Linked DNA regions of Homo sapiens: region 2 is linked to region 1. A link is an interaction called in ENCODE POLR2A ChIA-PET data of the cell type or tissue named here. Cell type or tissue: PC-9. All regions are shown on one strand. Each heading gives the region's core, and the rest is flanking DNA. Links, peaks and the distances in the headings are about the cores only.

The links. ChIA-PET counts read pairs that join two places held together with the same protein. Peaks named below come from ENCODE experiments on the same cell type or tissue, not always from the same donor. Only the 100,000 strongest peaks of a DNase experiment are listed, where the experiment ranks them.
Region 2: POLR2A ChIA-PET joins it to region 1 with 8 read pairs; 1 of 35 experiments calls an interaction of 5 or more read pairs at or near these places.

Annotation. Positions count from the first base shown.
Region 1 is chr7:157,280,754-157,283,664 of GRCh38, reverse strand. No RefSeq gene overlaps it. Among named protein-coding and RNA genes, the nearest start is that of DNAJB6, 55 kb to the left of the region's middle. RefSeq lists an enhancer at 714-1,667. In PC-9, for the core only: no CTCF peak of the experiment used is centred there; DNase peaks (open chromatin) are centred at 962 and 1,374; H3K4me3 peaks cover 397 bases; H3K27ac peaks cover 1,752 bases.
Region 2 is chr7:157,029,388-157,032,298 of GRCh38, reverse strand. No RefSeq gene overlaps it. Among named protein-coding and RNA genes, the nearest start is that of MNX1-AS1, 20 kb to the right of the region's middle. In PC-9, for the core only: no CTCF peak of the experiment used is centred there; no DNase peak of the experiment used is centred there.

The DNA of each region.
Region 1 (2,911 bases), core at 123-2,622:
AACTCACTGCAACCTCCGCCTCCCAGGTTCAAGCAATTCTCCTGCCTCAGCCTCCTGAGTAGCTGGGACTACAGGCGTGAGTCACTGCACCCAGCTAATTTTTGTATTTTTAGTAGAGACAGTATTTCACCATGTTGGTCTGGCTGGTCTGGAACTCCTGACCTCATGATCTGCCCACCTTGACCTCCCAAAGTGCTGGGATTGTAGGCGTGAGCCACCGTGCCTCGCCTATTTATTGTTTATTATTTTTATTTTATTTTTATTACCTATAAGAAACCTGCACGTGTACAGATCTGGTTTTTTTTTTGTTTTTTTTTTTGTTTTTGAGATGGAGTCTCACCCTGTTGCCCAGGCTGGAGTGCAGCGGCGTGATCTTGGCTCACTGCAACCTCTGCCTCCTGGGTTCAAGTGATTCTCCTGCCTCAGCTTCCTGAGTAGCTGGGATTACAGGCACATGCCACCACGCCTTGCTAATTTTTGTATTTTTAGTAGAGATGGGGTTTCACCATGTTGGCCAGGCTGGTCTCCAACTCCCGACCTCAGGTGATCCACCTGCCTCCACCTCCAAAAGTGCTGGGATTACAGGCTTGAGCCACCGCGCCCGGCCTCCAGATCTGTTTTAAATCACACTGAACCACACATTTATTATTAAATCTTCTTAAAATAGAAAAGCCCCGAAAAGTTTAGTATGATTCTATCACAGAAAATCGTTTACTCTTATCATGATGGCCAGTCAATATTACATAAAAACATGAAAATAACATGTTATAGGGCGAATACAGACTAACGTATGATTGTAAGAATTTCTGATAATTCCCAGGAATTCTGATTTCTCCTTCCCCAATCCTGAGGGTGGAGCCGTGAGGAATCTGGGCTGACTGCAGGGTCCCACCTGCTGGGAGTAACCACGGCTCCTTCCCGAGGCCCGGTCATCACTGTTTCCTGCTGATCACCCACCCCCCCAGCCCCGCCCCGGCTGTATTAGCCTCCTTGTTCATTCAACAAACATTTATTGCTGCTGGGTGAGGCCCTGACGTGCAGAGTGGGTGAGACTCGGGCCCTGCCTTCCAGGGGGACACGCAGGTGGGGCTGACAGGTGGGTACCGACAGCCGAGTGGAAGGGGTCAGGCGGGTTATCCGCCATGGCCCACGCAGCCCGGGGAACGCACCGAGGAAATCAGCCTTAAAGACAGGGAGGGGGTTCCCTGAGTGTGGGGTGGGGCAGGGATGAGGCCAGAGGGGAGACTCGTGCCTGGGGGAGGGTGTGCCTGGCATCGGTTCACAAACAGCCTCCGTGTGGCCAGGCCACCTCCCTGTGGGCCGCGTCCAGGCAGCACCGCAGAAGCTGCAGAAAATATTGAGACAGTTCCATTAGGTCACAGAGCCTGAGGCCCAGGCCGGGCTGCAGCCCTGATTCACCAGGGGCAGGTGCCAGGAGGAACCTTCAGGATGAGCAGCCGCCAGTCCCCTGGCCCAGCCCTAGCCCTAGCCCTGCAAATGCCAGGCGGCCAGCCTCTCCAGGTGAGTGGGGTCCTCGGGGTCCTCCCTGCAGGGCTACCACAGCTTTGGCCCAGATTCACCATCACAAATCCTCACAACAAACCTCCCATCTCCATGTCACAGAGGGGAAACTGAGGCACAGGAAGGGCTGAGGACAGCGTGCCCAAGATCAGGGAGTGATGAGCTGGGGGTCTCCTGGTTCCCAGCGGGGGGTTTCTGCCATTCCTCCCTGAACCCTCATGCTGTGGGGGCCCTGGGCCACCCAGCCCTGTGGCCAGAGGCTGATAGTCAGATCTTTGGCCTTCAGTGCCCGCAGAGGGGCCCGTCGGTTCCTGACTGCAGCTCACCTCTCCAGCCTCCCCGGAGGGGCCACACCCCTCGACGGTGCCACGGATCAAGGCCCAGCTAGGAATGTTCTAGAACCCACACGGCTTTTTGGTCCCCGCCTTTGTCCCCACCCTGGCCTCCCCTCCTGCATCCCTGAGATCCACAGAAGGCTGGACCTTTTGCTTTTTTTGAGGCTGCCTCTGGTGCCTCGGGCAGGAGTGGGTGGAGGGAGCGGTTTCAATCCCTTCCTGTTCTTCTCTGCCTCCCGCATGTTCCCAAGGCACACCACACTCAGGACCCGGAGGACTCTGCTGCCTGAGAAGCCGGCAGGACCCCTTGGTGCCCACAGCCTGGGCTGCCCGAGGGCCGCGTGAGCAGGTGAGGCAGAGGCTGCCAAGGAGGTTGGGGCCCGGAGCCGCTGGCAGGTGAGCCAACCCCGGCCTGCACCTCTGAACCATCTGCCCTCTGTCTCTGCAGTTCCTCAGAGGCTGGATGAGGCTGCATGACGCACTACCACACCGGCTATTTTTTTTTTTTTTTGAGTCTCACTCTGTGGCCCAGGCTGGAGTGCTGTGGTGCAATCTCGGCTCACTGAAACCTCCACCTCCTGGGTTCAAGTGGTTCTCCTGCCTCAGCCTCCTGAGTAGCTGGGAATACAGGTGCACACCACCACGCCCGGCTAATTTTTTACATTTTTAGTAGAGATGGGGTTTCACCACGTCAGCCAGGCTGGTCTTGAACTCCTGACCTCATGATCTGCCTGCCACGACCTCCCAAAGTGAGCCACCACTCCTGGCCCAATTTTTTTATTTTTGTGGAGACAGGGTCTTGCTGTGCTGTCCGGCTGGTCTTGAACTTGAGGCCCCAGGCCATCCTCCGGCCTTGGTCTCCTAACGTACTGGGATTAGAGGCCTGAGCACCTGACCCCTGGTGTTTTTGTGTGCCGGCCTTTTCTCGGGGGTCAGGCCTAAGTCCTTCGGGACAAGAGCGGGTTCTCTTCATCAGCACAGAGCTGAGTGCGGAGTCGGCACCCACCAAGGGCACAATGGGCACTCACCCTGTGCCCTGCAGCACCTGGACACCG
Region 2 (2,911 bases), core at 151-2,650, 250 kb after region 1:
AAATGGGGCAACTATAGAATCAACTCATGGAAATATGAGGAGTAGATGAGGCAATGTGCTTTGACCAATGTGCTTTGACCACAGTCTGGCGTGGAGTTAAGACAAATAGCTTTAGCTTCTGGTTTCCAATTTCAGTTTTTAGGCACACATACCCGTACAGATTCCCACCACCACCATCAGCTACAATAAATTCATAGAAAATAGAACATATCCTGCCAGGAGAGCGAGGTGAGCCAGCGAGTGTACATTCTCATGATGTGCTGGGTGTTCCGATGTATTTTCAATGTTCCCAGCATCCCCGTTAGGACTGACACATATCATCTCCATTTACAGATAAGATAAGGAAACTGATGCTAAGAAGGATTGGCGAGCTTGTCCGAGGTCCCATCACAACCTGCAGTGACAGCCACTGGGACCTAGACCTGCCTGGCTTCAAAGCCAGGCTCCCTCTCCCAAGCTGCACTTCTCCCCACAGCAATGACACAACGCCCAGGCTGTATAGGAAACACAGACATGCGTGTTCTCACCTTCTTCGCACACATCACTAACTTCTAAGATCCTGTTCTGAGACTCTTTAACACAGATTTGGTCATTTATATTTCTATTTTGCAACGGAGTCCTAAAATTTTAAAAGCCACATTTTGGCCAGGCACAGTGGCTCATGCCTGCAATCCCAGCACTTTGGGAGGTGGAGGTGGGAGAATCGCTTGAGCCCAGGAGGTCAAGACTGCAGTGAGCCGTGATCGCACCACTGCACTCCAGCCTGGGTGACAGAATGAGGCTCTGTCTCAAAAATAAATGATTTATTAATGTAATTTAATAAAAAAGAAAAAGTCATATTTTTTGGAAAATTATATATTTTTATTCACAACTATAAGATAAGGATATTGCAGCATTATTTTACATTTGTTTTTCTTTAATATTTTCAGAGACTACACTTAAATGTGTTTTAATATAAAAACCAACATTGCATTAATAAAGGGCAGATAGCACTTTTGGAGGCTGAGGTGGGTGGATCATGAGGTCAGGAGATAGAGACTATCCTGGCTAACATGGTGAAACACCGTCTCTACTAAAAATACAAAAATTAGCCGAGCATGGTGGTGGGCACCTATAGTCCCAGCTACTCAGGAGGCTGAGGCAGGGGAATCGCTTGAACCCAGGAGGCGGAGGTTGCAGTGAGCCAAGATCGTGCCACTGCACTCCAACCTGGGTGACAGAGCAAGACTTTTTCTCAAAAAATAAAAAATAAACGGCAGATAGGTGCTCAATTGTGGATCGCTCGATGCAGTCTTTTAAAACCTCTTTAGGGCCGGGCATGGTGGCTCACGCCTGTAATCCCAGCACTTCGGGAGGCTGAGGCGGGTGGATCATGAGGTCAGGAGATTGAGACCATCCTGGCTAACACAGTGAAACCCCGTCTCTACTAAAAATACAAAAAATTAGCTGGGCACGGTGGCTGGCACCTGTAGTCCCAGCTACTCGGGAGGTTGAGGCAGGAGAATGGTGTGAACCTGGGAGGTGGAGCTTGCAGTGAGCTGAGATTGTGCCACTGCACTCCAGCCTGGGCAACAGAGCGAGACTCCATCTCAGAAAAAAAAAAAAAAAAAAAAACCTCTTTAGGTGGCAAGACAGATATTATTAACTCTGTGTATCATTAAAAGGCTCATGTTTGAATCAAATGGTTCTTATTAATTTATTAAATGAAATTCGCCATCATTACAGTCCCTTTCAAAAGAATAATTGTATTATCAATATATTTCCCATCAAATATTCCTAGGAGCTTACAACTACCTATAGCTCTATATTCATGGTCTGAATGAGGTCCTATGTGTTAAACATTTTATCTTCTGCATCTGATGCCCTTTATCATCTAAAAATGTTTTATAATAGTTTGGGGAAGGCAAACTCTCTTTTTTTTCTTTCTTTTTTTTTTTTTTTTTGAGACAGAGTCTCACTCTGTCGCCCAGGCTGGAGTGCAGTGGCGCAATCTCGGCTCACTGCAAGCACCGCCTCCCGGGTTCACGCCATTCTCCTGCCTCAGCCTCCTGAGTAGCTGGGACTACAGGCGCCCGCCACCACGCCCGGCTAATTTTTTGTATTTTTAGTAGAGACGGGGTTTCACCATGTTAGCCAGGATGGTCTCGATCTCCTGACCTTGTGATCCGCCTGCCTCGGCCTCCCAAAGTGCTGGGATTACAGGTGTGAGCCACCGTGCCCAGCCAACTCTCTCTCTTAAGCTATAGGCCATCAATTAAAAGGAGCGCTGTTTTGATGTATGTAAGTTGTGCCATGATTCCTCTGCATATTTTCTGTCTGTGGAGGAGCCCAGCAAGCATTTCCCCTTAGGTGATCTAAGTATGAAAGATTCACTAACAAACAATAAGTGTAGAGTGGTGATCACTCAGAATGATGGAAAGGTGACAGTGATGCTGATGACGAGAGTATGTTAATAAAAGGTTTCCTAAATTGCTCCTTAACTAAATCAATAAATCCCAACCTAGGGTGTCCAGGTCTCTAGGCACCTAGGAAGGTAGCCATGGGGAAGGGGAGGGCAGTGTCTTCCAGGTAATTCCCATATGTTATTTATAAAAGCTTAATTGAAATCCTGCGCTCTCTCTTCAAGAGGTGGCCTTAGCTAGTCTTCGGAATCTCTGGTTGGAAATGGAGTTAGCTTGCCTCAGTGCAGGATGTGTGTTCTCCCTCTCATGTGGACAAGATGCTCAATATAGATTTAATTAATTGTTTTAAAGCAATGCATTATTTTAAATACAGCTTGGTATGCAAGTATAAGGTTATTAGGGGAAAAAAAGGGGGTCTTTCATGGTGCAAAGTTTAAGCAGCAACCAAATGAATTCTAGAAAGATCATATACAGACAAATTAAGAAACAATTATGGCCAGGTGTGGTGG